Regions from separate parts of the Mus musculus genome. Here region 1 is linked to region 2. A link is a loop called in an ENCODE intact Hi-C map of the cell type or tissue named here. Cell type or tissue: left cerebral cortex. All regions are shown on one strand. Each heading gives the region's core, and the rest is flanking DNA. Links, peaks and the distances in the headings are about the cores only. Region 1 holds the start of Acvr1c (activin A receptor, type IC). Region 2 holds the start of LOC108168760 (a long non-coding RNA gene).

Region 1 (16,056 bases), core at 3,368-11,367, 76 kb before region 2:
CACAAAGGTCATGAGTGAATGACAGAAGAAAGTATCGACAAACTCTAGTCTGAGTTGTTTATAAATAAAGTTTTATTGAAAGGCAGCAAGCAACACCTATCCAACAAAGACTTTAGGACACTGATCCTAAAGCCTGAATGTATGTGCTACTAGATCCTATAGGGACAAGCTGCCAACACTTGATCTAAGGTACCATTTCAAGAAACCAAACAAAATAAATAAATCAAACCCAAAGTAAGCAGCAAAAACGAAATGATGAAGCTGAACAAGGAGGAAAGTGAAAAATGAATCAATAAAAACGATAGCTATATATTTTGAAGAAATCAACAAAATTGATAAACTTCTAGCCAGATTTGCCAAGGTAATGAAGAGATGGAGTTCAAATTCCCAATGTCAGAAATACAAAAGGGAGCACCCAGAAAATGGGTGACAGGTGATGAGCTATTACAAAATCCTCTATGCTGGTGAAAAAACCCCAAGTGTCTTGAGCCTGATTCACTAACCCCCAACTCTTTGAAAGAGGTCCAAGTGTTTTACTGAGGGCAACGTTCTGCACTCTGCAGAAAGCAAGGCCTTTTAGTAAAAATATAGCTAGAGACCATCCCTAGGAAATAGTTTCTTTAAAAAATTAATTCCATTCAAGCACACATTTATTATCTTACAAGGAACCTTCTAATTCTAGAACTATCCTTCCACTTTTCCAAGTTTAGTACATTGTCTATTTCCTGGAAATACATATTGCAGCCTGTAAGTGGAGTTTAAGTGAGAACACGGTCTTACTATAACTCTAAGAGCAGGGAAATGTTCAGAGAAGAATTTTTTACTCTTGAAGAGTGGTAATGGGGGTGGTAAAGAAGAAAAAAAAATACACGTCTAGGAGAGCAGGCCAGGAAAGTGTCATCAGACAGAACTGTGAGCTGTGAGGAGCTAATACTTTTTAATATATTCTGGCTCTGTTTTAAAACAGCCTGTTTTATAAAAAAAAAAAAATAACCATTCTAATCTGGATTACCACTCTCTCAATTACCATCTTTTGGATAAGCATGCATGTATGAAACATTTTGCAATAGAATTACCATTTCCCAGGTCCTGATGGGCTAGATTTTGTCTTGTCCTATTTTTGACCACACACACATACACACACATACACACACACTCACAAATCTTTCTTTAAATCAGTCATGAAGTTGTTCAAAACTTTTAATCAGCACACAGAGATGTGGCACCTATCACTGTCCTTGTGCCTTGCCATGAAATTAAGATGACGAAACAGACTTGGGAGGGGGCTGCAGTTCACCTTCAAATTTTGAGCATTCCAATGGTATTTCTATGTGAAAAGTTTAATGAAAAACTAGATTGCTCTAATTTGGGACGTATAAGTCATTGCAAATTTAAATTGTTTTAAAAAATAATAAGCAAGCTCTTGAGTCATACTGAATGATTCAGCCATGAATTCTTGAGAGGATTAATTTAAAACAGCTCCAAAGACACAGTCATGCCTACTCTCAGAAAAACAGAAGAGAATAACAGAAAAGGTAAGTGATTTTAGAGGCGGGGGATGGGGGTGGGGGGAGTGAAGAATCAGAACAAGTAGAACCTTGCTAGCCAATCAGAGCAGGGATGCACAAGAGGGGAGGTGGCCTGTGGACTTGGGTGGAAGCAGTCCTCAGAACACATTTCACATTCTCACCATCTCCTTCTCCCTTTTCCTTCTTACTGAATTCCTAAAGGCAAGTAGATGTTTGTATTGTTCACGTTCTAGGGACCAGGAAGCCCTCACGTTTTGAGATCCAACTCTCAAAAAACCAAGAAATATATAGAAGTCAGAGTCATAGTTTTGTCTTCTCCTTCAGAAACAAATCCAGAAAAAGTTACTGTGGCCTCAGCACAGAGAAGGAACTCTGCATTCCTTCCCAGAGACCCAGTGCCTGTGCCTTACTTCACATCATTGTCACCTGTGTTCCTCACAGTTTGCCTGAGAGCTGTACTAATGTGGAAAGGAACCCTGGGGGCCTAGATCTGCCTCTTCCATAGTGCCTACTTGTCAAACAATTGGTGGCCTTGAAACGATATAGTGTCCAGATCTAGAATTCTGGGTTATCCGTGCCCTACATGGCTCCCTCATTGATTCATTGACTGTTGAATTAGTAGGGATTTAGGAAGGTAGAGTATATTGGAGTTATGCCATGCAGTTATGGGCTACATAGCAGGTTACAAAAAGTTATTTTCCTTTGTTCTGACACAACCATCCCCCTTTTCTAGGTCTTCCTTTTATTTTATTTTTTTTTCAATTTTTTTATTAGATATTTTCTTTTTTTACATTTCAAATGCTATCCTGAAAGTACCCTATACTCTCCCCACACCCTGCTCCCCTACCCACCCACTCCCACTTCTTGGCCCTGGCATTCCCCTGTGCTGGAGCATATAAAGTTTGCAAGACCAAGGGGCCTCTCTTCCCAACGATGGCTGACTAGGCCATCTTCTGCAACATATGCAGCTAGAGACACGAGCTCTGTGGGTACTGGTTAGTTCATATTGTTGTTCCACCTATAGGGTTGCAGACCCCTTCAGCTCCTTGGGTACTTTCTCTGGCTCCTCCATTGGGGGCCCTTGTGTTCCATCCAATAGATGACTGTGAGTATCCACTTCTGTGTTTGCCAGGCACTGGCATAGCCTCACAGGAGACAGCTATATCAGGGTCCTTTCAGCAAAATCTTGCTGGCATGTGCAATAGTGTCTGTGTTTGGTGGCTGATTATGGGATGGATCTCCGGGTGGGGCAGTGTCTGTATGGCCCATCCTTTCATCTTAGCTCCAAACTTAACTCCTTCCATGGGTATTTTGTTCCCTATTCTAATAGGTCTTCCCTTTTAACCAAGGAAAGGCATTTGAACCAAGATGATATTTAGGTTTTCCTAATGTAACATATAATATATATATATATATATATATATACTATATTATATATAGTGTACTATATTACATACTATATAATAAAAAGTGTTGCTTTTATATTACTTATGAACGTATCACATTATCTTTTTATTTTATGTATATGAGTACACTGTAGCTGTACAGATGGTTGTGAGCCTTCATGTGGTTGTTAGGAATTGAATTTTAGGACTTCTGCTCACTCTGTCGGCCCAAACATTTATTTATTATTATACATAAGTACACTGTAACTATCTTCAGATGCTCCAGAAAAAGGACACCAGATCTCATTACCGGTGGTTGTGAGCCACCAGATGGTCACTGGGATTTGAACTTGGGACCTTCAGAAGAGCAGTCAGTGCTCTTGCCCGCTGAGCCATCTCACCAGCCCTCACATTATCTTAAAATAAAAAATAAATCCTTAAGTTTGGTAACTGGAAGAAAATAAATCTTAATATAGAGCAAGCCAAAGCACCAAAAGATCCTGAAGCAACCTCCAAGATGGCGCAATAAGGTGCGGCACGTCATGCCCTTTGTTCTTAGAAATTTTGCTTTGTTGCTTTAGTTTATCATCGATACTTGAAAATTCACTTCATCACTTGTTAAAAATAAGTTATTTCCGTATGAGAGAGTTTATCTAGAGCCTAAGAATCCGTGAACACAGCATGCTTACATGAAGGTGGGGCCAGCCAGCTGGTAACAGCAGTCATAGGTGGAGGCTAAGCCAGAGTAACAGTGAAATCGCCTCTGGCGGCTATTTTTACATTCTGGCTCCTTTCCCAAAAGCCTTGCAATAATTCTTTTAAATTGTGGCCCCAAACCACAAATTGTGTTAGACAGAGCAGGTCCTAAGGGGCTTGACTACCTCCCTAATCATGACCTTGTCTCATTCCCCAACCCCTAACTTTCTGATTTGCAACAAGCAACTGATTTGCAGTAAGTTAGACAAGAACTACTGAGAAAAATCAGTCAGTTGGGTGTTTACTACCTGGAAGAATTCCCCCTAAAATAGAGAAAACACAAAATATTACTCAAAAGGAAAAAAACCCTCAAATGGCATTGATAAATAACAATCACTTTCAAAAGACTACAGATTTGAGTGAAAACAACTGTTTCGATTCAACAGTCACTTCCAGGGTTCCTAGAGAATTATATTTTTCTCCTCTGCCTAGGTTCTTACGTTGAGATATTCAAAATCAGATTCAAAAAGGCTAGAACTGCTTCTGGCCACACAGGAGCAGGGGAACTTCTTGTTCAAAGAGCTCACAGTGACCTATCCTGAGATGCAACCTGGGACAGAGGCAGAGCCAGAACAAAAGTTCTAAGAGACCTGACACAGAAATAGGTCTGTTCTGTTCTTTCAATAAAAAGAGCCAGGAACATGTGCAGCAAGAATTCATATTATCACAGTATTTCTTTCTTGTGAGCTGCAAGCTAAAGACAGAGAGTTCCCATCTAACTGAAATTTACACACACACATAATATTTTGTTTGTTTATTTTCAAGACAGGGTTTCTCCATGTAGCCCTGGCTGTTCTGGAACTCACTCTGTAGACTGGGCTGGCCTTGAACTCATAGATCTGCCTGCCTCTGCATCCCAAGTGCTGGGATTAAAGGTGTGTGCAACCACTGGTCATCACAGAAACTGATTTTTAATCTATGTATGTCTGGTGCTATATCAGTGACACATGAAGACTAAAAATTTATTCATTATTTACATGAAACTCAGTTTAACTGAGTCTGTGCTTCATTTACTAAATTTGAGAGCCTGGCATATCTTTCAAAATTATCTGCAAATGGACTTGGCTCAGAGTTTTTGTTTGTTTGGTTTTTGTTTGTTTGGTTTTTGTTTTTTGTTGTTTTTTTTTTACCATTAGCCCAGACATGTCCTTCAGACCCCTAAAACCAATTTATTTCTTAAGATGTACACTTTAATGTCTAGTGGGCATTGAAAATTCAACTGAATAATCACCTCCATTAATCCATAGCTCAGCTCCTGCTATCTGCAGATGCCCCTTTCTCTCCCTAGACTAGATCCCTCCATAATCTCTCCTGCCCCTGACAGGTCCATTGCTTGAGTTAAAGATTGTCCTTCTTAATTACAATGTTCTGCCACTTCAAATAACTTTCTGTAATTTTCTTTTTGCATAACGTACATGAATCAGGAGAGCTCATGATTTTGCATCCCTGTAAGTCTGAGACCAGGCAAAAGCCTTGGGCAGTTCAGATGATGAAGAAATAAGCCCCAAGGGTGCCCACACATTTCTCCTCTGCCAGAGATCTCTCTTCCTTGGAACCAGAGTGGTTCTTGCCACATTTGTGCCCATCAACCAATAAATGCCTGTGCCTAAAGAAGGGCAAAGGTGGCAACAGCTTCTGCATTTGTAAGCTCGGCCCAGGTTTTCCCTTCCAGAAGCTCCTCTGAGAACCTCTGTGAACTGATAACTCCTGCTTGTGGGGGAAACATCTCACCGCCTGATACCCTCAGCCCCATAGCAGTTATTAAAGGAAACACTTAGCTCTGTACTTCTAGAGAGACACCTCTTTACTGACCGAAGGACAAAGGAGTGGGGTGACATCAAAAGAGAATGCACAAGATGTAACCCTGCAAGGTCCCGGTGCAGCTCAGAGAAGAGGATCCTGGGATATTCCTGCCTGTTCTTTCTTTGTTTGGTATGAACAAGGAGTGTTGTCAACGCTATGAGACTTCATCCTATCAAACAGCGAGGTGTCTAAGAGCCACATAACAAGAGGAGCTCTTTTAAATAATGTGTGTAGATCAGTGAGTAGGGTTTCTAAGATTCTGCCAGCTCTATGACTCTGGAATCAACTCTTCTGTGACTTCATGTCACCTCAAAGGTAACAAAGATGCTGGAGAGGATCAGCCAAAGCAAAAATGGCCAACTACTTTATCATGGTTTCAGATATTCAGGGCCACTTTGAAAGCTGGTGTTTTCTGTAACACAGTCTCACTATGTCTTCCTGTCCAGAACAACTTCCCATATACCGTGCCAACCATGTCAAGTGCACATGTATAAATGCTCAGTAGGGTTAATGACATAATTTTCAAAAATAGGGTAGAAAGCATTTGAGAACAAAAATTAAATGTTGGGGAGGAAACTACCTAGAATTCTGTTATCAAAACAGCAAAGAGGGCCTGAAGCCACAGTTCAGTGGCTAAAACACAGGGTACTCTTATAGAAAACACAGGTTCATTGCCAGGACCCACCTGGTAGCTCACAACCATCTGTAACTCAAATTCCACAGGATCCAACACCTTCTTCTGACCTCCTCAGGCACCAGGCAAGCACATGGCACGCACACACACACACACACACACACAGAGAGAGAGAGAGAGAGAGAGAGAGAGAGAGAGAGAGAGAGATGTTCATATATATAAAATAAACAAAGCTAAAAAGGTCATCAAAGAATTATATAAAACCTGGGACAAATAACGTAAATATCAACACGTGTTGCTATGTGAGGCACAAATAGGCTACAAGTTCCAAGAAAATCTGAAAGTAATTGTATTGGAAAGAAAAATTGGCCACAAAAGTTTAATTTTAATAAGGTTGCCACTATTGTGACATGTTAACTTCCATATTATGCATTTTTCTATTATCTCAGTTTTTAGGAAAACAATCAGATTTAAGTGGAATATATATCATAATGCATATATATTGGATTTTAGTGTCAAAAGTTTCTGTGCCTTGTCAAAAACATGTGGAACATACTTTATTATGTTGTTGTGCCTTAGTTTCTGTTATAAGACAAAATGCATCTCTCAAACATACATTAAAAAGTATAATTATTTCTTTCTATTCACCCAAATTAAAAAAAAAAGGTAACTTGGTTAACCTAGACAGACAAGTAGCCAATGCAAACTGTGAAACCTGGAAGCTGCTTTGGGGGTTTTGTAGTTTGGGGTGGTAAATTCTTTTCGGTTGTCAAGAACATACATTCAGCACCCCAAGTTAGCAAAATGCTTGCCCATGTTCTATGAGGACGTTGGCACAGTCGATTTCATTCCCACCGATGAATTTTGTAAGCTCCGACACCCCGCCCCCCAACCATCATCCTCCTGGCTGCAGTAGAGTGATTGCTTTCCTAAAGATGGCTAAAATGTTTTCATCCTCCAATTTTATCACTTAATTCTCTCCAATTATCGCTTTTTAACTTGAATATTGTTCTTGGTAATTCTCTCAGGCCATCTGAAATCTGTACATGACAGCAATCATACGACTCAAAACAATCTCTTGCACATGTCGCCACGAGGAAACTACCCACCCTGAGTATAGCTATTAATGTCAAACAGATTGTCATCTGCAAAAAAAAAAAAAAAAAAAAAAAGCATCAAAATCAGCTTCGGACAAAGTACTGCTTTATGGAAAAACACCAGGTTGTTTTGGGATTTTGGGGGTTTTTTTTTGTTTTGTTTTGTTTTTTTAATGTACAAATGTCTTTAATGTCTGGTTGAAATTTTTAAAGAATGAATTAGGTTGGAACCTGTCCCTGTTCTCTGAAATCCAGGGCAATGTACAGAGTATAGTTCCAGAGCAGACTTTTTTTTTTTAAGCAAAGATACATTTGCCTCAGTTTCTAGTAAACATCGTAAAAGAAACGTTTGGATTCTAGCTCGGGTCGAGGACTCTATTTAGCCTATCGCAACACAGACCTGTTATAAACGCTGGGACGCTTGCCATACCCCCACTTCCGGAAACTGAATTTAAAAAAAAAAAATCATACCTCGAAAGCAACATGCATTGTGAGCTACGCGTACGTAAGCCCCTTTCCTGCCTCCCGAGATTGACACCAATGGCCTTTGGAATATACTTCACCTCCGAAAACTCAGACTAAGTTGCCAACTCCTCCCCCACCATGCTCCCACCCTTGGTGCGTCTCTCTCGGGCTCCACACAGTGCCACCCCCAGAGCGCACCTGCACCCCTCCAAGTCTCTGCAGTGTGAAGTAGTGGCTCCCAGATCCCAGCCAAGCAAGCACCTACAAATGCTCCCCTACTCCCTCTGCTGCAAACTGTCCTCAAATTAATCACCCACCTCAGTCCCACTCTCCAAGCCCCACGTCCCTGTCTCCTTTCCTCCCTTGATGATTTCGTCCCCCAAACACCTGTACACCCACGGCTGCCAGACATCAGGTGCCCACGCTGCGCCCTGCCCTACGCGCTCTCAGCCCACTGATGTTTCCCCATTAGGCTTCCCGGACGGCCACCTGGCCCAGAGTACCTTCCGTCACCTCTGATCACCCGCAGACCGCCCCCACTGCCACCCCCACTAGCTTGGGAAAGAGACACCCACTATACCTGCCGCAAGGTCGGCGGCCAGGGCCACCAGCAGGAGGGCCAGGCTCAGTGCGGAGCCGCGCGCTGGGGTCATGGCCACCCGGCGGCGGTGCAAGGCTTCGGGGTCCCAGAGCGCAGCCCGCAGCGCGGGCCGCTTTGAAGTTCCCGGGGCGCGGGAGGGGAGCGCAGCCGCGACACCCTTCGGAAGTGCGCGGTTGGCTCTAGTGACAGCGGGCGCTCCCCTCCGCCGCCTCCCCCATCCCACGCCCCCCGCGGCTGGCGGCGCGCCGCTCCTGCCACTGGCCCCGCGGGCTGCCTCGAGGGACCGGGCCCGCCCCTGCCGCGCCTCCACGGGTACGGCTGCCAGCCACCCTCCCGAGGGCGGGGCAGGAGACCGAGGGCGGAGGGGTGGCGGGGAGGTGACACCTCTTGTGGGCGAAGAGAAGCGGGCCGCGCCAGGTCCCCGAGATTAGCTTTTCCTTGTGGGGGTGGGAGTGGGGGAGTGGGTGAAGGAGAGCAAAGCCCAGCTGAGACTTTAAAGACACGTAGGACGGCAGCAGCTGCTTTCTCTACAGTCTCCTACAGAAGATCCACCTTTCTAGATCTCTCCACATTCATTTATTCGTCCCCTAAATGTAACTAGCCTGAGCCATGACAACACCACAGGCTGTTCCTCCAGACCTGCCCCACCCTGACAACCCCAGCTCTTGGGTCTGTGAAAGTGCTCTCTCTCTCTGTGACTCCCTGAAAAGGACCCCAAGCACCATTGCCTTCAGACCACACAGCTCTGTTTTACCAAACAAACTCCATTCATTCCTGTCCTCATCTCAAGACTTCATGTGCCCTATAAAAACGATGCACAAAGCTGAGACAACTGTGCCAGGTGGCATAGCCATCTATAATGAGGAATGGAAGTAAAGGACCAGACACAGACACAGACACGTAGAAGGTATCTCTGCAGTTACAGAGTTAGCAACTGGAGGAGGGAGGTAGTTAAAGAAAAGAAAAAGGAGAATTGCTCACCATCACCACCACCACCACCACCACCACCACCAAACTTGCATCCTCCTGCAAAAGCTTACTAACAAATGGCTGCTTCCCATCCAGATCCGGGCCCCAAGATATAAAAGTAGCCATCACCAATTAAATAGAAACAAATATAAACTCCATTTACTCATGCAGCCTGAAAGGGAAAGTGAATGGGATTGTTTTCATTTGAATGACACACAAAACCAAGACTACAAAGCCTGTGCTATCACTGGTGGTAGAAGGCTCCTCCGAAGCGCTTGAGTCACATCAATTAATTTCTTTAGAGTAAGAGATACCTCTTCACCTATCTCAGCACTAAACGGCAAACGTTCTTTCTGAAGCTTGAGAAAACTCTGTAAAGATGCCTTCGCTGTCAAAGGATGATGGCTCTGTTGGAGGCGGGATGCGTGATGGACTTTGAAGCACGAGAGTGGCAGTCCTGGGGGACTTTTGTACCACCAAGGAGGATGAATCAAAACATCCCAGAGTATAAAAAGACTTCATGCTCATTTCATCCTGGATCCAAACCCCCCCCAAAAAAAAAAAAATGGAGATGTGGTACACATCTGAGCCCTTCCAGACACCCACAACTAGACACTTAAAAAAAATTAAGCAAGAAAAGCCCAGTATACTGTGGCGTTGCCCTGGCCCACAGCTGGGTTCTACTTTAGTACTGAACAGGCCAAAAAGTGACAGTGTGAATATGTGGCAAAAGCACTCAGCAGACACCAGGTGTTTAAAATTAAATACTTGTCTTTAATACAGAAAACTGTGTCCTCTGCAAGTTGAGATGCTCTTATTTTCTAAGAAAGAAAGGTTTTTAGGCCAAGAAGTCAGATGTTGAATAACTTTTAACACCCCAAACGAACGCTGTAGTTTTCTCAGTCTGATGGTGCACTGTCAATATGGTCTCTACAAACAGCAGGTGGGTATCCAGTGCTTGCAAAGTGTCCATCGCAAATCGATATGGGCTGTACTTACAAAATCCATACGATGTTGCAAAGACTCTGTGCAAAAGTAGAAATGTAAGATACATTACAAATGAACAAAATTTGCCTTGTTTTAAAAGTCAACACTGTAACGTTTTGGCAATTGGAATAAATAAGTCAGAATGTATGTGATAGGGGTCTCATGAGACTATAAGAGACGCAAACAAATGGTCCTGTCTCCAAGAGACATCATACCCATCAGAAAATGTACTTTTTTGTACAGAACATGTACTTTAAAAATGTTTTCTCATATACATTTATTTATTTGTGGTGGGCTCTGTGTGTGTGTGTGCACATATGTGTGTGTGGGGGGGGGGGGGCATTTAGGCTTTCTGCCAGACTTTGCAGGGTAAATGCTGAGCCACCTCACCAGCCTCAAGACTCTTCCTTTTGATGGGGTACTAGTGTAAAATAGAAAACCTATTCTACTATGAGTCACATACAATTGTGCACAGCACATAATACTTGATAACAATAAATAATTGTTTGGTTTACATATGTACTACACTATATTTTTTATTTTCAAAGTGCACCCCATCCATTTAGACATATTTATATCCACCTGTAAGGTAGCTGCCCCTGGCAGGATCTTCAAGAGGGTTCCAGAAGAAGGCAGTGGCACAGTAGAAGGTGGCAATCCCACGCATGTATTGACCATGGAGACCTTTCCTTGGGGACTGACCATTTAAAGACAGGGTTTACCAATGATAACGAGAACCTTGACCTTATGTAGGCTCTGAATCTTAGTTTTAAAGGCAAAAGAGGTTTAAGAAGTAAAAGTGGGTCAATACGATGATTCTGCAGATAAAGGCACTTGCTGCCAAACCTGACAACCTACACTTGATCCCTGAGCCCCACATGGTGAAAGGAGAGAACCAACTCTCCAAATTTGTCCTCTGATCTTCACATGCACTATTATTCCCTCCCTGGATGGATAGGTAGACCGATCAGTAGGTGGGTGGGTGGGTAGGTATGTAGAGGTAATAAAATATTTTAATAGAAGTGAAATTTTAAGTAGACTAAAGCTTACAGAACAGAGATATAAATAAAGAACTATATTATTTGTGTTTTAAGTTAAATAACATTACAAACAAGTCAAAAAGTTTCTGTAGTGGCTATTCCTGGTTGTCAACTTGACTATATCTGGAATGAACTACAATCCAAAATTGGAAGGCTCACCAGGGACCCTAATCTGGAGACTGGGAGATAGACGTTTCTGACCTGGATCTTGGTATGGAGATCTTGAGGCATAGTGGCTATGGATTCCAGAAGATTAAGACAGGGAGATCTCAGACACACACCTTTAATCTGGGCTACACCTTCTGCTGAAGATCATATAAGGACATTGGAAGAAGGAACACTCTCTCTCTCTCTCCTTTGCCTGCTTGCAGTGTGGGACTGAGCAACTGCTAGATCCTTGGACTTCCATTCACAGCTGCTACTGACCATTGTTGGGAGTTGGACTGCAGACTGTAAATCAACAACAAATTCCTTTACTATATAGAGACTACCCATAAGTCCTGTGACTCTAGAGAACCCTAACTAATACAGTTTCCAAAAGAATTAAGGTTATTAAAGTTACTGTAAACTGGGCTAAATTTATTATTAAAGAACAGTTTTATATATATATATGAACAATTATATATATATATGAACAATTATATATATATATGAAATTTATTGTACCCTATGTGTAAGGTATTCCACAGTGAGATTTAATGGCTTCTTTGAGCTCACTGCTCACTCACAAGTAGCCTGGAGCAACCCCCAGTCCTTTGCCTGGAACAGATTTTCTTCTTGGGGAGTGCTCCATGTACGTAGTCACAATGTATTTCATGATGGCTGCCTATGTTTGGATAGAGTTAGGCACAAAAGCAATTAGTGTTCTGACATAGTTGTCTAGAGAATCAGTTCAGAAACATGCTGTGAGGATTTGTAGCACAGGACCAAAGGTTACACCATATAATATAGGTGTGTAGGAGGCCACACTGTCTAAGTTCAGGTCATTCTCTATGATGGTTCTGTAACAAAGAATTTGCCAAGTGAATCATTTCTAAGAACTTATTCCTTCATAAGGCTATCATTGCTATCTACTATTAAAATTAATGCTATTTATCCCTTTTTACTTTTTAGTATGTGCTGTGTTTTGCACAAGTGTTCCCTTCAGGTTCATGTGGTAGAGGCTCGGCTGTTCTCTGTGCTGCTACTGGCATGTGGGGGTGGCTCTAAAAAGCAGAGTCTAAAGGTCTTTGGTTGTGGGGACATATCCCCAAGAAAGATAGTGAGACCCAAGGCCTTCCTCTTCCTCTGTCTTTCACCTGCCATTTATGAGGTAAGCTGTTTAACTCTGTCACTCCCCCAACCCATCTTAATGTACAGGTCCAAAGCAACGGAGCCAACAGATAGCACTCTGAAACCTCTAACCATGTGAGTTAAAATAAAACCCATCAGGACTGGGGAGATAGCTCCATCCAGAGATTGCCTGGCATGTAATCACTAGGGCCTATTTCAGATCCCACGGGCCCACATGAGGGCACAAATCTGTAACCCCAGCCCTTTGAAGGTAGACGTGGGTAGATTGCAGGTGCTCATTGGCCAGCAAACAAAGCTGAATTGATGAGGTCTGGGCTCAAATGAGAGACTCTGTTAAAAAAAAAAAAGGTGATAAATGATAAATGAAGACTCAAAACTCAGTCTTTCATGACCTCTGGCTTCCATGCCTGCACACACGGACACTTACACAGACACACACAGGAACATGTGCACATAGCATAGAGAATCCGATTATCTCAGGTTTTGCTGTATTTGATAGAAAAACTGATGTGTGTGTGTGTGTTCTGCCTGTACCCTGTGTGTGCTTTTTCAGAGGCCAGAGGAGGACACAGGATGTCATTCCCTGTCACTTTACACCTATGTCTCTTAATACAATGTCTCTCTTTGAATTTGGAACCTACCCTCCCACCACCTGCCACAGCCACACCCCCACCCCAATTGGACTGGCTACTATCTAAAACAAACAAACAAATAAACAAACAAACAACCCTAGCAATCTTCCTGCTTCTTCCCCAACTCAGTGTTGGGGCTACAGGCCTGAGTGTAGCCATGGCCAGCTGCTTAGCTGGGTGTTGGGGACATAATTCATGCCCTCATGATTGCAAAGCAAACATTGCTCCTTACTCACTGACCAATCTCCCCAGCCCAAAAGTAACTTGACACAGTGTGCCTAGGAGAAATTGTATATTGCATATGAGGCACACAATCTACCTCTTTTGGACAGTTTTGGCTTAAAGAATTCTTATGGCATGGTAGAGTTGCTTACCTTGTCTTAAGAACTGTGTTTTTTAAAACCAAAGCTAAAAGAACAAGAAATATTTTTCTAGTCAACAGACAAATATTCTTGATCTTTAGAATTTTGTGTGCAATGGTTTGTGATACAACCTATGGTTAATATGTCAAATATTTAAGTTCCTAGGCTAGACTCATCAGTTATGAATACAAAGAGATCTTTTAAAGGATCTAAGCTTGGTTCCCAGCACCGATGTTAAACAACTCACAACCATCTGTAACTGCAACCCCAAAGAATCTGACCCTTTTCCTTTTCTTTTTCTTTTTGGCTCCATAGGCACACGCACTCACACAGGCACATCAATACACAGACTCACGCACATAGCCACGTGATTTTAAAAATTAATCTTTAAAAAATTAAGTTCTTAATTTTAAGACTAGTTAGTCTACACTAGGTTCTTAAAGGCCATATTTCCTATCTTTTATGAGTATTAAATATCAATACCATGAAAATGTTGAAGAAAATAATTAGCCACTGTAAATGTATTGAATCCTCAAAGCTGGCAAATTATAAGTTTGGCAATGAAAAATGCTCTTAATATGTTAGGGTCCTTAATAGCATCTTCAAGGAAACTGAGAGAAGATCTTTTGATGTTTCCCAATTTATATGTGGAGTGTACACACACATACACACACACACACACACACACACACACACACACACACACACACACATACACACACGCACACCTTTATGGAAAAATTCAGTCTTAATCTTTTAAAATTAACTGGTTGGTTGGTCTGTCTCTCTGTCTGTGACAGAGATCCATTAGCCATTTAGGCAAGGCTAGCCTTGAGTTGATTCTCTTGCCTTCAACTCCTAGGTGCTGAAATCATAATCGTCTGCCACAATACCCAGCTTAAATGAACTATTAATAATAAAATTATCATCATAGCATATGAACTGTTTCCTCTAATTTAATATAAACAATGGAAATCCACATTTCATGTGATAAACATGTCTTTAATATTTTTGTACATAACAGAAAATATTTCATATGCAAGACTTAAATTTCATGAGAGAGAAATTTACACACAAATATGTTTCTCAAGATTTAACGTCTCCCGTCCCTTAATCATCTAGCTGTACATATCCATTGCCATAGCAACTCGCTACCATAACTCTCAGATTCTCATAACCAAATGAAAACAAATAATTAAAGGGTTCATAACCCTTCACTCAACAGACTTTGTGTAAATCTTATGCAAGCAATCTAAGCCAGCATCAGGACGTTAAAACACAGCAGTACAATATATTTGTAGAATATCATTCTACATGAGTAAGGCGGACAAACTGGTGTAATAGCTGAATATGAGGGCTGTTTATCTGAGTGTTTTTTTAGAAACTTTTATCATATACATTTCTTACCGCTACCCTTTCCATAAACTCCAAGGTTGTCTCCATGCATTTCTCATTTCCTTTTGAGTCATTATCTTATCATGAAACGAACATACAAGAAGTAGGCACACTACACTAACCTGCAAGGCACTGGCAAGGCTTAATCTTTTGTTTTGCTGAAACTTCCCTTCACTAACCCTCTATGACCCTGACAGAAAGTCTGGTGTGCCATCTCCACATATCTCAGATTTCAATTTCAGAAATCCCTGAACTGAGAAGGCTTGGATGTATGTCTATTGTCTTTAAAATCCATTTACATACTATAAAAAGGTCTCAGTGTCCACCTTCAATGAGTGTACCTACCACACAAGTCAGCTTACATTTCATAAGTAAGAAAATACACATTAAACCTCTTGTGAACACAGGTGATAAAAGGAGATTGGACAAGTACTTAGCTCAGCTACGGCTTGGAGCTTTAAGGCTGTCTTCAGGATTTTAATTTTTCAGTTTGTCCTGCCTTCTCTGGACCTCACTCTTTTACTGGTTTCCATACCCTCCTATTACATTGTCTGTCCTCTTATTTAATCAGTCAAACTGTTTGAATGACCTCGGATGAGGTACACTCAGTACCAGCCCTGGGAGAGGCTGTGGAGTTCTATGGAAGCAAACCAGTGCCACTTAGATCATTTCCTTAGAGTGGATCTGTAATGACACCCTACACAAGCCGGGTCATCAGGAGGTAAGAGAGTTAGATGACTCAGTGCAAACCTACCAGTTTCTGGGAAATGAGCTCAAAAAGAACAACGTTATTAAAATGCCAGGCCAAAAAAAAAAAAAAATGGGTTTCTGATCATCTTAAGTCAAGAAGTGGATAAGAACCTCAGTGGGAAACGAACAGCCATCAGTCAACAGTGGCTATTGAGAACTTGACATGTGATTTCTGGCTGATATGTAGTGTACAGGTTAAATACATACCAGATTTCAAAGACTTAACACAGAAGAAATGCTTAGGAATTTATTAATAATTTTGCATTCATTGCATGTTGAAATGATAATATTTTATATACTAGGTTAAATTAAATATTAAAATTAATTTCACCGATTTTAATGCAGTCAAGTAGAAGTC
Region 2 (16,056 bases), core at 4,199-12,198:
AGATGCATTTTTAATGCTATGGCTACCAAAGGACATACTCATGGTACACTAGCCTGGGTTCTTTCCCTAGCCAATGAAAGAAGATACATCCACAAGCCAATAGTACATGAGGAGAACTTCCGTGGTCACAGGTGTGGATGGCAGTCATGATGCTCCAGGAGTAAAATTAGTTTGATGATCAACAGCAACACACACACTGTCCATGTGGAGGATCTGAGCTAGGACTAAGAAGGCACTGGAGGTTCATGCGGGACACCCCTCTCCTTTCTATTAGGAGCAATAAACCTTTGGCATTGCTGACCAATGAGAGGAGCATGTGTTCCATTTTGATACTGATTTTCCCAGAAAGGGCACACAACACTGTTCATGCCCTGGTAAGTTTGGGGTCAGGTCTCATCAGACTGACTAGGGCACCACCGTGGTATCTGTGGTTGTTGCATACCTTTCAGTTCTGTGAAGGTCCAGATGGAGTAGAGTGGTTTGGTTTGGTTACATTTAGAGAACATGCATTCTGTTGAGATGCCTGTCGATCTATCAATTCAGCTTTTATACAGCAAAAACAATCAGAGACAATAGTTTATAAGTTGCTATCCTTGTATGCCAGTGAAACTACATTTACGAAATTAGATAGTAAGTCCCACTTGGCCTACAATCTATACTTTGTCTACTCCTGGCCTAACCTTGGTATCAGAACAGCTCTGATTCTGAGAAAAAGACATCTGAAGACTCTGAGCCTCCCTTTCTTCCTCAGGAAAGGAAGAGTGTACAACCATCACCTTAACTAATTTACATGCCAAGGATGAAATTATGAAACTTACTGACCAGTGTGTTGTAAATTGCCAAATGGTATATAACTGTTTAATGATTAACACCAAAAGTGGGAGTTCCAGCTAAAAATACTGGCCTCCTGCCAAGCCATCATCATCGTTTCTCTTCCTTCTAGTCCTGCATTCAAATATCTTCCTACTCAGTTCCTACTCTGGAACCCTCCTTGACATATGTGCACATACCTGTATGTGAACATGCAGCACGGCACGGCACGGCACGGCACGGCACGGCACGGCACGGCACGGCACGGCACGGCACAGCACAGCACAGCACAGCACACACAGCACAGCACAGCACAGCACAGCACAGCACAGCACAGCACACACAGCACAGCACAGCACAGCACAGCACAGCACAGCACAGCACACACAGCACAGCACAGGACAGCACAGCACAGCACAGCACAGCACAGCACACACAGCACAGCACACACAGCACAGCACAGCACAGCACACACAGCAAAGCACAGCACAGCACAGGACAGCACAGCACACACAGCACAGCACAGCACAGCACACACAGCACAGCACAGCACACACAGCACCGCACAGCACAGCACACACAGCACAGCACAGCACAGCACACACAGCACAGCACAGCACAGCACAGGACAGCACAGCACACACAGCACAGCACAGCACAGCACACACAGCACAGCACAGCACAGCACAGCACAGCACAGCACAGCATAGCACAGCACAGCACAGCACAGCACAGCACTGCACAGCACAGCACTGCACAGCACTGCAGGGCACAGCACAGCACAGCACAGCACACACAGCACAGCACAGCACAGCACAGCACTGCACAGCACAGCACTGCACAGCACTGCAGGGCACAGCACAGCACAACACAGCACAGCACAGCACTGCAGGGCACAACAGAGCTGCACATAAATTCCACATCCCTGGAACTTTATTTTTCCTGGATCTTACTGGGCCCTAAGGCCCCTTTTTTCATCATTCCCCCAGTAGACTTGATTCTTGCAAGCTACCTCTCCACTGCCTTTCTCCAGATTATCCCACTAATGGCAGAATAAATATCATTGCTGATGCAATTTTCTATCTAAAAGGAGTCATGTGCAGACAAATGGCTTATCCCAATATGTCCTTGGGCCAGTCTCATTAGAGAAGCCTAAAGGTTTGAGTGTGCCATTCTTTTCTGAGTATATTAGATTACTTCCGAGAAACTCACTTAAAGAGAAACTCACCAAAGAGCAACTAGGCTCTTGCAAACCAGGAGAAATTTGAGCAAAGGGAGTGCCATGTGAAGTGACTTCCAAATGAGCAACTTGTATAGGATTGTATTTACAAAGCAAGAACCACAGACGGTATAGAAAACCAGATTTGGTTGGAAGAACGAGGTAGGTCACACCTTCAGATCACTCCTTCATCAGAGGAGCCAAGTCCTTCACCTAAAAAATTGTGTTTCTCTCTTTTGTAGTACTATTTTCAATCAGAAACATAAAGGGGTTTTCCTACTATATTCTACACTGTGCAAGATCAGAGAGATCTTGTCTACTGTGTATTTCAGTCATTATTTCTGGGCCTGAGTTAAGAGTAATTGTAGAACAAAAAAATATCTGTTAAATGAAAAGTACTCATTACAGGTACAAAATAATTTTAATTACTTAATTAATTTTTTACACTCCATATTTTATTCCCATCCCCATCCATCCATCAACTGATCCACATCCCATACCCCCTCCCCACCCCCATGCCTCCAGGAGGATAACCCCACCTCCCACCGTATCTGACCTCTAAACTCCCTGGGGCCTCCAGTCTCTTGAGGGTTAGGTGCAGCATCTCTGAATGAACACAGACCCAGCAGTACTCTACTGTATGTGTACTGGGAGCCTCGTATCAGCTGGTGTATGCTGCCTGTTTGGTGGTCCAGTGTTTGAGAGATCTCGGGCATCCAGATTAATTGAGACTGCTGGTCGGTCCTTCTACAGGATCACCCTTTTCCTCAGCTTCATTTAGCCTTCCCTAATTCAACAACAGGGGTAGGCTGCTTCTGTCCATTGGTTGGGCACAACTATCTGTCTCTGCCTCTTTCATCTGCTTGTTGGGTCTTCCGGAGTGCGGTCATGATCAGTCCCTTTATGTGAGTGCTCCATAGTCTCAGTAATAGTGCCAGGCCTTGGGACCTCCCCTTGAGCTAAATCCCTCTTTGGGGCTGTCTCTGGACCTTCTTTTCCTCAGGCTCCTCTCCATTTCCATCCCTGTAATTCTTTCAGACAGGAACAAGTATTACAATCTAACAAGTATGAGTATATACCCTAAAGGTTTAAGTCCTATAATAAAAATAATATTTAAATATCTTCCCTACATTTTAAGAGACTTTCTCATCTTGATCAGGAAGAAAGGAAATATGTTTTTACTTATCCCACAGACATATTGCTCACTTAGGAAGTAGACAATGACCACAAGTTGAGCTCCTTGATATCAAAGTCATTTCTACTTTGTTATTACCTTGGCTAAAAATCTTATTCTTCTAGACACACTATTTGGATTCCGTGTTACAAATATTAGTATGATTACACATAGAAAAATAAACCAGATTTTCAAAGAATTTAATGTATAAAGGGGAAAATACACTAGACTGAAAATCAGTACATACAAAATATATCCTGTTGCAAGAGAAAACATAAGGATAAAATTAAAATTTAAAAGATGGAAGCTACTAGAGGTTCTACTTGGAGTGATTTTATCATTTAATAAAATAAGTCTTCAGATGTTTCTAAATATTTGAAGAACTGTTGCAAATAATAGTATTCTGAGATCTGATCCTGAGCTTGAAGCTAAAAAGGAGTTGATGTGTAGCCCCTCACATCCCTTAACTGACTAAAGAGGAAATATTTCTCTAAGGTGAACAACAAAGAGAAACATTAATTTACTTGCTTATAAATTATCTAATTTCAAAGTAATATTTAAAGATTTATGTGTGAGTGTGTGTTTGCGTGTATGTGTATGCATATATGAATGTATGTCACATGTGTGCAAGTGATCACATATAAGTTGTCAGATTACCTGGAGCTAGATAGAGTTACAGGCAATGTCAACTGCCTGACCTGGGTGTTAAAAACATAGCTCAGGTCCTCTAGAACAGTAACAAGTATTCTTAATTGCTGAACAATGTCTCTAGCTCCATGACTTTTAATGAATGCTATAGATAGATGTGTACACTGAACATACCAGGATTCTCTAATTAGGTGTTTTGTTTTGTGTTTTAAACATTTAGTGTGTGTGTGTGTGTGTGTGTGTGTGTGTGTGTGTGTGTGTGTACTTTTGTTTATGTTATTTGAAATGAGTTTCTTAAAGTCAATGTAGTTCAATTTTACTTTTAAATTGGAATGTTTAGACCATTTACATTTAATGTACTATTTTCCTATTTTGCCTTTTGTTTCTCCTATCTTCATTTGGATTACCTTTTGTAACTATTTTGGCTGCTTTTACAGCAAAGAGAAAAGCAAATATGCTTGCTTATGCATTGTCCAATTTTAAAGTTACATTTAAAGATATATTTGTGTGTGTGTTCATGTGCACACATGTATCTGTGAGTCTGAATGTACACCACATGTATGCAAGTACCCACAGAAGGTATTGAATTCTCAGGAGGAAGAACTATATGCAATAGTGAACATACTATCTATCTTCATAAATGGTATTTTTTTGGTTGCTTGATTATAGTGCTGGAGGTGAACCCAGGGCCTTGTACATGATAGGCAAGTACTGTACCACTAAGCTACCACCAAAAGCCCCATGTCAAATGTTTTATTTAGTTGATTTTTTTGTAAATTTAGTTGATTTTTTTGTAAATTTTTATATAAATTCATTTTATACAAATATGTTCATATATGTCTATAATATATATAAATTTGATTAAATCATGTTTACCTCTATTTGTCCTTGGAATTTCAGAGAGGACAGAGCTCAACTGATAAAGTGTCTTACATGTATAAAGTCCCAGCTTCTAACCCCACCACAGAAGATATTCAGAAATTTCCAACTATGAATGTAGGTGATCTTATATCTCCTTTTAATATTTTCAGCCTCTGTTATTAGGTCCATGCATAAATACTTGTGGGATTTGTCTTCCTGATGAATTGACTCTATAAAAGAGTTTCTATCTAGCTCTAGATAAAATTCTCATCCTGAGATTCACCATTTCTAATAGTCACAAAACTATAATGGGAAATGAGAAAGAAGTCATTTACATTTATGAACATCCTGGCTTTTCCAGTTCTTATCCCTGCATTTGTCCAAGTGTGCATCTAGCGTGATTTCCATTGACCTCAGATTACTTTAACATTTTTTACTTTTTATTATCATCATCAGCATCATCATTATCACTATTACTATTGCAGGGGAAATTATTTAAGGTGAATTCTTTCAGTTTGGATTTATTTGAAAATGCTTTACTTTAAACTCATTTGTAAAAGATATTTTCACAGGGCATAAAATTTTGGGCTGACAGTTTTATTTTCAGTACTTAAAAAATGCTGTTCCGGTGACTTCTGGCTTTCATCATTTCTAATGAGAAGAATACTTTCACATCTGTGTTCCTCAGCACATGGTACATCTTTTCTCCCTAGCCACTTTAAATATATACACCTTCTTACCAGACTTTGGCAACTTGGTATCATATTGTTAATGTTTATAGAGTTTTACTAAGTGTTAGATTCTTGGGTCTTGTTGGACTCTTGAAATGTTTGTACAAATGACATCCCTTAGATTGGAATAGTTTTGCAAGTTAGTCCTTCAGTACATTTCTATCACCCCTTTGCACTGAGACTCTAGTTTTCCTGGGTCTTAGTTGCACGAACACTGTCCCCAAGTTACTGCAATCTTCTCAATGATTCTAGTTTCTCCCCCTTCTGGAATTTATCCTGAGTAATTTTGATCGCCAGGTCTTCAGAATCACTGGCCTTTGGAGCTCCATTGGCTGACATTTTAGGCAGTGCGATTTCTCGTTGGCTACCGCAACTTCCAATTCTAAAAGTTTTATTTGGCTCTTATTCTATTCTATCTCCATGTTTATATTAAATTTATGTTTTCTCTTAAATCCATGAGCATAGCAAGCATATCTAAAGCAGATGCATGAGTATTCTTGAATCACTGTCTCCTCCTTATGCTCCCTTTGAGTCTGAATGTCTATTTTCCCTTTCTTCAAGTGTATAAAATTACTATTTTTATTCCATACTGAATATTGTAGATGTTACATTGCTGAACATGTGATTTCACTAGATTAGTTTAAGTAATTTTGGACCTTGACCTACATTTAATTTTTTGTGTGTGAGTCACTTTGTGATTGAGGGAACTTGCTTCTATTGTTCAGAGTAGAGCTTTAAGAGCCATTGTTCTAAGGTGGTTCCAGCCACATTACTATGTCATAGCCGCTCTTGAGTTACTCTGAAATGTCGCATGTACTCAATAAGGCGTCATTATTCCGGCTCTGGTAACAACTTCCATCCATGTGTAAACTTAAGAACTTATTTGACTTGACGCATCTTCTTTTTTTTTAATTAGGTATTTTCTTTATTTACATCTCCAATGCTATCCCAAAAGTCCCCCATGCCCTCCTGACCCCCACTCCCCCACCCACTCACTCCCACTTCGTGGCCCTGGCGTTCCCCTGTACTGAGGCATATAAAGTTGATGCATCTTATTGTATTGTAACAGAACATATAGGTTAGATAATGTGACAAAGGACAAGTATATATTTTGTTCAAACTTTTCAAGGCTCAAAGGCATGAAACTAGTATCAGTTCAGCTATAGGAAGGGCTTCATTGAGGACGACACCACAATCATGTCACAAGTCAGGAAAACAAAGAACAGCTAAAGACCCACCTGAAGCCACACCTCAAGAGATCCAAACACTTCCCATGAAGCCTTGTATCAAAGGTCTCGTCACCCAAGGAACAAGTCTCCAACACAGGAAACACTGAAGGTGACCTCAAGCACTGTATCCGTTAGGATTACTTATTCCTGAGACATTCTTCCTATCCAGCCTCGCAGAATTTTATTCTATGTGTTTGCAAGTCTTTATTCAGCCAAGACTCAAGCATATCTCTGTACACATATACATCGTCTGTGGTCTTTCTCCATAGTTTCCTTCTCTCTGTCACCCAGCTCTACCATCCAACTGTCTCTGACCCATCAGCTCTCCAATAATAACAAGAGAGTTATATGATTTATGAGAACTTAGGCCTTATAATTGAGGCTTGTTCCCACCTAGCCTGTATAACTTAATAACTCCTTCATCCTAATCCGCTTTTGCCACATGGCCCATTATCTCTTATTCAGTCAGTCCCCACACCTGTTCCTTCCACCTCCTCATTCACCAGGAACATCCTTGATTCCCTCCCAGAGTTTGTGTCTCTGCCTGGACATCCATCCTTTTCTCTCCTGCTCTTTTATAGGCCACCATCTGTTAATTCAACCAATCAAAAGAGAATGGAGAAGATGGTTTACAAAATCTGATGCAGGTAGCAATTAGAATTACAATGCCAAGGTCCAGACAGGACTCAGCTCTCAGCTGACTCAGAAATCAACCTTTGAATAATACAAAGACAACCTTTCCACAGTGCACAGGAAGATTACCCCAACACAGCTCTGTGAATCCTCACTGCAGGTTTCTCCAGGCTCCTTAACTAAGCAATATATGGAGAATATATGTGCCGCACAGATGGAGAACTGGGGGCAGGTGGAGTCGCCATCTGCACAGCTCATAGGTCTAGCGTATGCGGCTTGCTTCATCTGTAGGCTTACTCATTTGACTTGCTCTCTCCCAGAAATCTGGTGCGTCTAGAGCACGGTGTGTCTAGAGGTTTCCTTCTCCTAGGTAGTCCTGCTTCACGTGTGGAGATAGAAAACTGGCTTTAAATATTCCAGCTTGTTTTCTGATGTCTACTGTGGGAGGGTGATTAATTATGGAGGGACTCTCACAGTCAAAAGCAGAGGCCTTAAAACTCTTAAATGAATTTTATTATCAAATGGAAAGAAGATTAATTCGACAAAGTGGACTAATTTCAAGGTGAACTGGTTCCCTATTCATTGTCATAACAAGTTACAACAACCTTAAGGGCTTACACAACATAAATATGCTAATGCTTCCAAAGATGGGGCCAGGGGGATGGCTCAGTGTAGAAAGGCACCTGCCACCAAGCCCAACAACTTGGCTTTAATTCCTAGCACCCATATGGCAGGAGAGAACCGACTCCTCTCCCTATATGAACTGTGGCTCAGCTCCTTCTAAAATGTTGTAACAAAATTGTAACTAAAAAAATGGGGTGCGGGACTGGAGAGATGGCGGTCGGGGTTAAGAATAGTGTTGTTTTATGAGAGACTTTATGCTCTCTAGAATCCTTCAAGGGCAGCTGGCAAGTATCTCGAACTGCAGCTATCGAGGATCTTACATGCTATTCTGGTCTCCAAGGGCTCCTGCACATATGCACACTTACACACACACACACACACACACACACACACACACACACACACACACACTTCTAAATGGGAGTTCTATAGATCAGAAGGCGAAATCCCACCAACAGAGCAGCAGGCCCTCGTACATTCTGCCCCGGAGGCTCTACTGTAAGAGAAGCTGTTCCTTTGCCTGTCACCACTTCCAGCAGCTCCTGCCTCTCATCTTCAAAGCCAGTCAGTCACACTGAACCCCCTTCTGACTCTTTTTCCACCACCACATCTGCCTCTGCTCTTCTCCAGCTCCCTTCCACTTTGTGAAGGACTCAGTGATTGCACAAGGCATGATCAGCCCTGCTCTAACTTCTACTGATTAGCAACTATAATTCCACCTGCACTGTAAGGTCTGTTGGCTATGCAACTCTACCTTATCCACAGTTCTTGGAATTGGCACAGTCAAGAGCTGTGTGCCAGTCACGTGGGATGAATAAACAATTCACCACCACACCCATGAATTTTCATACTGGACTTGACTTCAGATCTAAATCTGAAATAACTCTTTAGGCAACTTTAAATCCCCACCGTTGAAAGCCTTAAGGATAACATTGGCAAGAGGCTGTCAAAACATAAAAATTAGCTTCCACTTACATTTCTGTGAGCTAGAATATAGATGGGAAGGAAAATTAAAAATTCACATATGTTTTTATGTAGTCACAAGTTATAGCTCTATAAATAGCTACAGATATAGAAAGGATTACTATAGTTCATCTCACACATGGTAACGGAAGGCTTCACTCTGAAGCTATTATCAAGAGGAATACACACCCTTCCTCCAAGGCATGGAGTAATTTTGGTTTATATTTGGTTTATATTTGGTTATACTATTCATTTTTTCATGTGGGTCCACATTAAGTGTCCTGCCCTTAAATGTTATCATCACAGCCATGGGGTGTAGCTTGACACCAATGTTACATGGTCACCTCAAGGCATTATAGGTAGTAGAAGTGAGTAAAGCTACTCTCCTGTTGACTATTAAAATGTGAGGGGAGAAACCTTCCTTTATATGTTGCACTATGAAACACTTCAAGTGAATCGTAAGTCATCTTGTGTGGGGAGACATTGGCACAGACTCTTAGTCAAATGTCAGAGAGCTTGCTCATTTTTCTCTGGTTTATCGCCTCCTCTTATTTTGCAACATCTTCAGTGTGCTCCCCTATAGCTGGGTATTTTCTTCCCAAGCCATCCAAACATTTCAAAAAAGGCAGACCTCAAAGATTTTACTCCCTTGTAGCCACTATTCCTTGGTTGGGGGGTGGGGAGGGGAAAGATGTTTATAAATACTTATAAATTGAAGAAATAGCCACCAAGTCAACAAATGCTACTCATGTTCCTGAAATGGTATGTCCTCCAGAAAATGCATATCTTTCTGAAGTCTTTCTTTTATGAAAAAAGCCCTTTCGGATCGTGTGTGATATGGCTCATGGCAAACATTAACAGAGATTATGGGTGTAAGTAACTGCAAGCAGAAAGAGTCTCTATGACTTCCATGAGTCAGCAGATTCTCCAAAAAGCTCTCCAGTCATTTATCACACTCCACACTGATGATGTTACTACCCTGTCATTTTGATGCCACAATGACAAAGCCACCCATGCTCAATCTTGGGAGGTGCCATTTTCACAGGAGAACAACTTTAATAAGATGTGCACTCAGTTTGTGCCAATAATTTTGATTAACACCTTCCCTTTTATCCTGGAGTTGTTTGCTTTTCTGGTTTCTGTCTTTTCTCTGCTTTGTCACCTCCACTTGAAATCTTTGCTTAAACTTCATTTGATTGGGCCTCTTTCTGTATACCATGCTGGCCACTGTCACTTGAGGATTTATATGCAATTTGTGTGCCTATGGATGTTAAACAAACCATGCATAACTAAACACTTACTTTGTTCCCTTATAAGGCAAAATTCATGTAGAAATTCTGAACTTCAGATTCTCTGGAGTCCGCACGGTCCTTTAAATTTTGATCAGTTTTACACAGCAACCCAGAATTCTCATATGGATTATAAAAACAGGAAAATTTTCCAAGACAGGGTCATCATTCTTCAATAAGCTAGAATGTATTTGCGCATGTACTAACCAGTGTTTCCCTGACCCAAGGCCTCATGTTCGTCTCTGCCTCTCTTGCTGATTAAATGGAAAAGCTCTGGTGTTTTGGAATCGGAATGATAAGGCTCTTGTCAGCTTTTGTGCGAGCCTCTAAGTTTAATGTCCAGCAATGAACACAATGGCAACAATGAAAACAAAACAAAACAAAATGTCTGAATGGAAAAAGCCCTAGGAAAAAGTCCCACGGCAAGGTCCAGCAGTGTTTATGGCATTATTATTCTGCGTGCATTAAGAAAGGAGGGCAAACAACCACTATTTATTAACTACCAAGTACACATGAAATGATACCTGCTATGGGGAAGCTTTCTAGAAGAAAAAGCAGCGGTGGGAACAGCCCAGGGCCGAAAGCTACACACAGATAAGGACAGTTTCTCTGCTGGACAGGTAGTGAAATCACTTCTGGCCTAGGAGCCATAAACCCAGCCACGGCATGGGAAGACGCATGCGCGTGCGGGGACAAAGCCAGGGCAAGAGATGAAGTCACTGCGGTGGAGGAATTCGAGCGCAGCAGCGTGCACAGGACAAAACTCTGAAGCTAGAGGGCAATGCCATGGAGGTAAGGATTCAGAAGATGCAGTTCTCCACATTTCAATTTCCCCATCAGCAGCTGGGATCGTAAATGCCTCTCACGAGGCCACTCTGAGAAACAGCCATATTAAAGGACTATATGAGTTAGTGTGAAACTCGTAAATGTTTAACATAGAGCAAATGGCTTGTAAGACAGAATTCACCCTAAGGAACTTGGTTATGGTGGTATTAAAATGGGAAAATATCGAGACAGAAGGCCAAGGCAGGGCTGGTTACAGGGACCATACCTGAGCCTGCTGACTATACTGAGATGGACCAGTTTCAGCTGCAGCACTGAAGAGATATACAGGCGACGACAACATGGCACCTATTTAAACCATTCCTGAGTACTCACAACCTCAGAGAAATTGTATGAACATACCATCATTCAGTTGTATCAATAATATTCACTCAGTACCAATTCTGACTATTGTCTTGCCAGCACAAAAACAGCTTTTATTAAAAACTCAAATTCATTGTTTTGATAGCATCTGCTTGACTCAGAGTATCAACAAATTATTCAAAAACAAAAAGGTATACATGAACAAATAAGGAAGGGACCCAGATATATATATGGATATATATAATCAATTTATGAAGAATATATATATATGTGTGTGTATCTATATATATATATATATGTATCTATATATGCATACACACACACACATATATATGTATACATATGTATACATGAGACAAAGAGGTAAGAGGAAAAGGGAAGACCAGTCCCACAGTACTGTATATATATATATATATATATATATATATATATACACACACACACACACATATGTATATATATATATATATATATATATATATATATATATATATATGGAGAAAGAAAGAAACACTAGATTACATTACAATTTTGTACTACTTAATGTATTTCTCAGTCTATAGATAGATCTATACACTTTACAAATTGGAGTGTATTCAGGAAAAGACCAATTACTTAAATTTAATTTTGAACTGTGGTAAGAAAAACTACTTAAGAGAAACACAGCAAGTAACAACTTTTGTTTCCTTTTCTCTGTTCTATAGCTGAGGGGCAGAGAGAAGGGGCGGGCCTATCATGTTGTCAAGGGAAACAGAACAGACAGTCAGATGGACTCCTTTTGGACAACTCTGCCCTTTGAGAGCCTGACCCACTGCTGTTGAAAGGGAATTTTTCTCAAAATAAATGCATTTTCTCAATGCTGTTGCAATTCTTCTCTGAAGCACGCTGCCCTACGGCACAAAGCTCCTTTCCCCTTTTTGGATCTTGCCAAGTTCACCCTCTGGAGCCAACAGCTTGTTTACCAGACATGGCATCAGGGACCAAGAAATCCCAAAAGCTGGAGACATGGTCTCATACACATTAAGATTAGTTAATGCCAGCTTTCAGCTTGGTCTGAACTCCCAAACTTTCACCACTATAAGAGAAGAGCAGATTCATAGTGAGCTTCCCTAACCACAAAGTGTTCCAGAGGAAAAGTAGAACTCTCTCTGTGTATGGCCTTCATCTTAAGTCACTCATCTTAGTTGAATTAGGTTAAGCTACATCAGTGAGTTTAACAGGTGCCTGATTTGGAGGGTTCAAAGACTCTTGAAATGTTTCCTTAGGCTTTTTCTCCCATATTCTCCATCTGTGGGTATTGGGTTTTCAGAAATTAGCACTTATCAGATTTACTTTGGGAGCTTGTTAAAAAAACATATTTAGCTTATTGACTCTTTATTGTATTTCCCCACCTAGCGTCTAATTCTATAGATCTGATATACTAGTAAACTCCATATGTAGCTAGTGCTCAGTTCATATTTGTGTCACTGATGTAAGGACCACAATTTAAGAACCACTGTTTGGAAGGAAGGAAGGAAGGAAGGAAGGAAGGAAGGAAGGAAGGAAGGAAGGGAGGGAGGGAGGGAGGGAGGGAGGGAGGGAGGAAGGAAGGAAGGAAGGAAGGAAGGAAGGAAGGATGGAAGGAAGGGAGGGGAGAGAGAGAGAAAGAGAGAGAGAGAAGAGAGAGAGAGGGGAAAGGAAAGGAAAGGAAAGGAAAGGAAAGGAAAGGAAAGGAAAGGAAAGGAAAGGAAAGGAAAGGAAAGGAAAGGAAAGGGGAAAGGAAAAGGAAAAGGAAAAGGAAAGGAAAAGGAAGGAGGGGGAGAGAGAGAGAAGAAAGAAAGAAAGAAAGAAAGAAAGAAAGAAAGAAAGAAAGAAAGAAAGAAAGAAAGGAAGGAAGGAAGGAAGGAAGGAAGGAAGGGAGGAAGAAAGAAAGAAAGAAAGAAAGAAAGAAAGAAAGAAAGAAAGAAAGAAAGAAAGAAAGAAAGAAGAGGGAGAGAAAGAAAGGCCACAGTTTTGGTCTTTACACGGGGCCAAGGATAATGCCTGTTGTCCCCAAAGAAGTTGGCAAAATGCATAAGTCATACTTGTTGGGTAAAGTACTCTGAATTCTTACCCAGTGATGAGGAAAACCCAGGTCTAGACTGGGCCTGTTCCAGCACTACCTAACACTATGAAGATCAAAACCCACAAGAAATAAACTATTTCCAAGTGACTATTCGGTAACAACATTTAAAGATATTTACAGAAACACCAAAATATCTGATATCCAGTAATACAAATTTTATAATGTCTAGAATCTAAAAAACAAACAAACAAACAAACAAACAGGTTTATAGGGAATCCAGAAACTATAACCTACAATTAGAAGAAGAAAAATTAACCTAAGTGAACCTGTGACTGACATAGATGTAAAGATTGGCAGACAAGGACATTAAAGCAATTATCCTTACCGTATCTTAACTATATTCAATATTGGCAACCATGGAATTAAAGAAATAATGATATTTTTTAATGCTTATGATGAGCTTACAGAGATTAAAAATTTCAACATAAGAGATGAAAAATGGTTTGAGGAGAATGAATGATGCATAGAGCATTGTAGGAAAGACTGATGAATTTGAAGACCCCAGAATAGAAACCACCCAAAATAAAACGTGAAAGAAAAGAAATGCGGTATCCACCGATGATCTGTGGGACTTCAGCAGCCTAAGTAATGCATGAACAACTGGAGTGTCCAGAGGAAAGAAATAGTCACTGAAAAGACTCATCACACACAGCACAAGAAAGGTAAGAGGACAGCAATCCTTCATGGGGGAAAAAACACAAACAAGAAAATAACACAAGGAGTTCTTAACTGTACTTGAAGTTGGTAACTCAGAAGTCTAAGCTCAAAGAAGCAAAGACTTTCCCAGATTTGCAAAAGCTAAGAAATTAATTATCCCAAATATCCACACTAAAACAAATGTGGAAGGCAAAACGGGAAGGGTGCCAGGTAAAAATATGGAGTACTGCAGTAGAAAGAGATCCCCTGCTCACTTATAAAACGACTCCCAGAAGTTTACAGCCTACCACCCAGCTTCCTCAGGATAACTGGGGATTCCCCAGATGAGCCTCTTTCCTCCAAGAGTCACACCAGAGCAGACAGAAAGGAAAGAAACCAGAAGCCCAGGAAGACTCGTGGATATCTCGAGGTTAGCAACTTTACAATTATCTTGACTACCCCAACCAGGGCTACTTGATAAAGTATAGTCAAAGTTTTTAAGCTTGAATTGACTTTTAAGGAACTGTCACTTTCTGAATGCACAATCTATTGCCAAGAAATAGAAAAGTGCAGTATGAACATTGGAAAGGCCAGCTGAGGAAACAGTAAGTACTGGCTCATTTAATCACCATAGCAAATCATGCCCACTTACTAGAAGAAGAAACTAGATCCGAAGGAAGTGACTTGTCCTAAATTAAACAGCTGCAAAGTTGTAGGCCTGGGCTCATCACCAGGGCATCTGTTCATGGACTCACTGTTCTTAATGTCATATTGCAGTCACAGATCTGGAAAAGAGGAGGAAAAACATTTTTGTAAGTCGGAAGATCAGCTAAGAAGGTTCAACATCTAAATAATAAGAACACAAAATAGAAAGAAACACAGAGACAAGGAGAAAAATCTTTTAAAAATCAGCTGAGAAAGCTATAAGGTGAGATGATACAGCATATCACCACCCCCAAATTCTAAATGTCCAACCTGGAATGCTACAGTCCTGAACCCTTAATTGGATATGAGTGTAAAACAAAGAGATTTCTAGATATCAAATGTTTAAGAGACTTCACTCCCCACATATTCTTTTGCAGAAAATCATGCATAGATACATGTTAGCTATAGATAGATAGATAGATAGATAGATAGATAGATAGATAGATAGATAGATAGATAGATAGATTCATACATACATATATACATACACATATACATAGGTAGATACATAGATACATAGATGGTAGATAGGTAGGTAGATGATAAGTAGGAAGATAGATATATAGAAAGATAATAGGTAGGTAGGTAGGTAGGTAGATAGATAGATAGATAGATAGATAGATAGATAGATAGATAGATAGATAGATAGATAAGATACTGGCAACCATGGCTCCTATACAGGAAAGGGCCAGGGGAATTAAGAAGGGAGCTGTCTGGAACAGAGGAGTAACAGGTGGACACTGCAACCAGAGCAGCCTGGAGCTCAACAGCAGGCTGCAGGACAATTCCTGCAGGAGAAGACGAAGGTTGACTTGAGTGGATGAATTTAAAAGAACGAGTGATAGTACACTATCACTCATAAATGAGGAAGGGAAGAAACCCATCCAGACCTGGGGATGTAGCTTAGCAGCAGAGTGCTTAAGTAACATGGGTGGGGTCCTAAGTTCGAACTCTGGGGGTTCAGGTGCACACATATGTGCATGCATGCAAGTGCTCACACACACATGCAGGTGTGCACACACACACCCCATTTACTTTAGGGAAAGCAAATATTGTAGAGTAAGAGAAATGGAATCATGGGTGGGGAACATTACTGTAACAAAATCAAGCAATTGGCAATGACTTAACACAAAATTATAATCTCAAATACTCTAGGTATGAAAAGCTGTTTCTGTCTGCTAGTTTATGGGTTTCTAACATACACACCTCTGCAAGGCAAACCCACTGGGCACATACTAGGCACTCAAGTCAATGAATGGATCCAGGGAGGAAAGAGATAAAAAC

Evidence for each region. Hi-C counts contacts between places; a loop is a spot of excess contacts. Peaks named below come from ENCODE experiments on the same cell type or tissue, not always from the same donor. Only the 100,000 strongest peaks of a DNase experiment are listed, where the experiment ranks them.
Region 1: a loop joins it to region 2, with 5 times the contacts of the local background. A loop is called at or near these places in 3 of 42 quality-filtered maps.

The regions. Positions count from the first base shown.
Region 1 is chr2:58,349,359-58,365,414 of GRCm38, forward strand. It overlaps Acvr1c (activin A receptor, type IC), which reads right to left and starts at 8,400. Exons shown (of 9, transcript NM_001111030.1): 1 at 8,250-8,400. The coding sequence starts at 8,322. In left cerebral cortex, for the core only: no CTCF peak of the experiment used is centred there; DNase peaks (open chromatin) are centred at 7,995, 8,688 and 9,054; H3K4me3 peaks cover 1,887 bases; H3K27ac peaks cover 1,658 bases.
Region 2 is chr2:58,424,859-58,440,914 of GRCm38, forward strand. It overlaps LOC108168760 (a long non-coding RNA gene), which reads right to left and starts at 15,232. Exons shown (of 4, transcript XR_001783309.1): 1 at 14,720-15,232. In left cerebral cortex, for the core only: no CTCF peak of the experiment used is centred there; DNase peaks (open chromatin) are centred at 7,538, 8,035, 9,390 and 9,862; H3K27ac peaks cover 1,421 bases.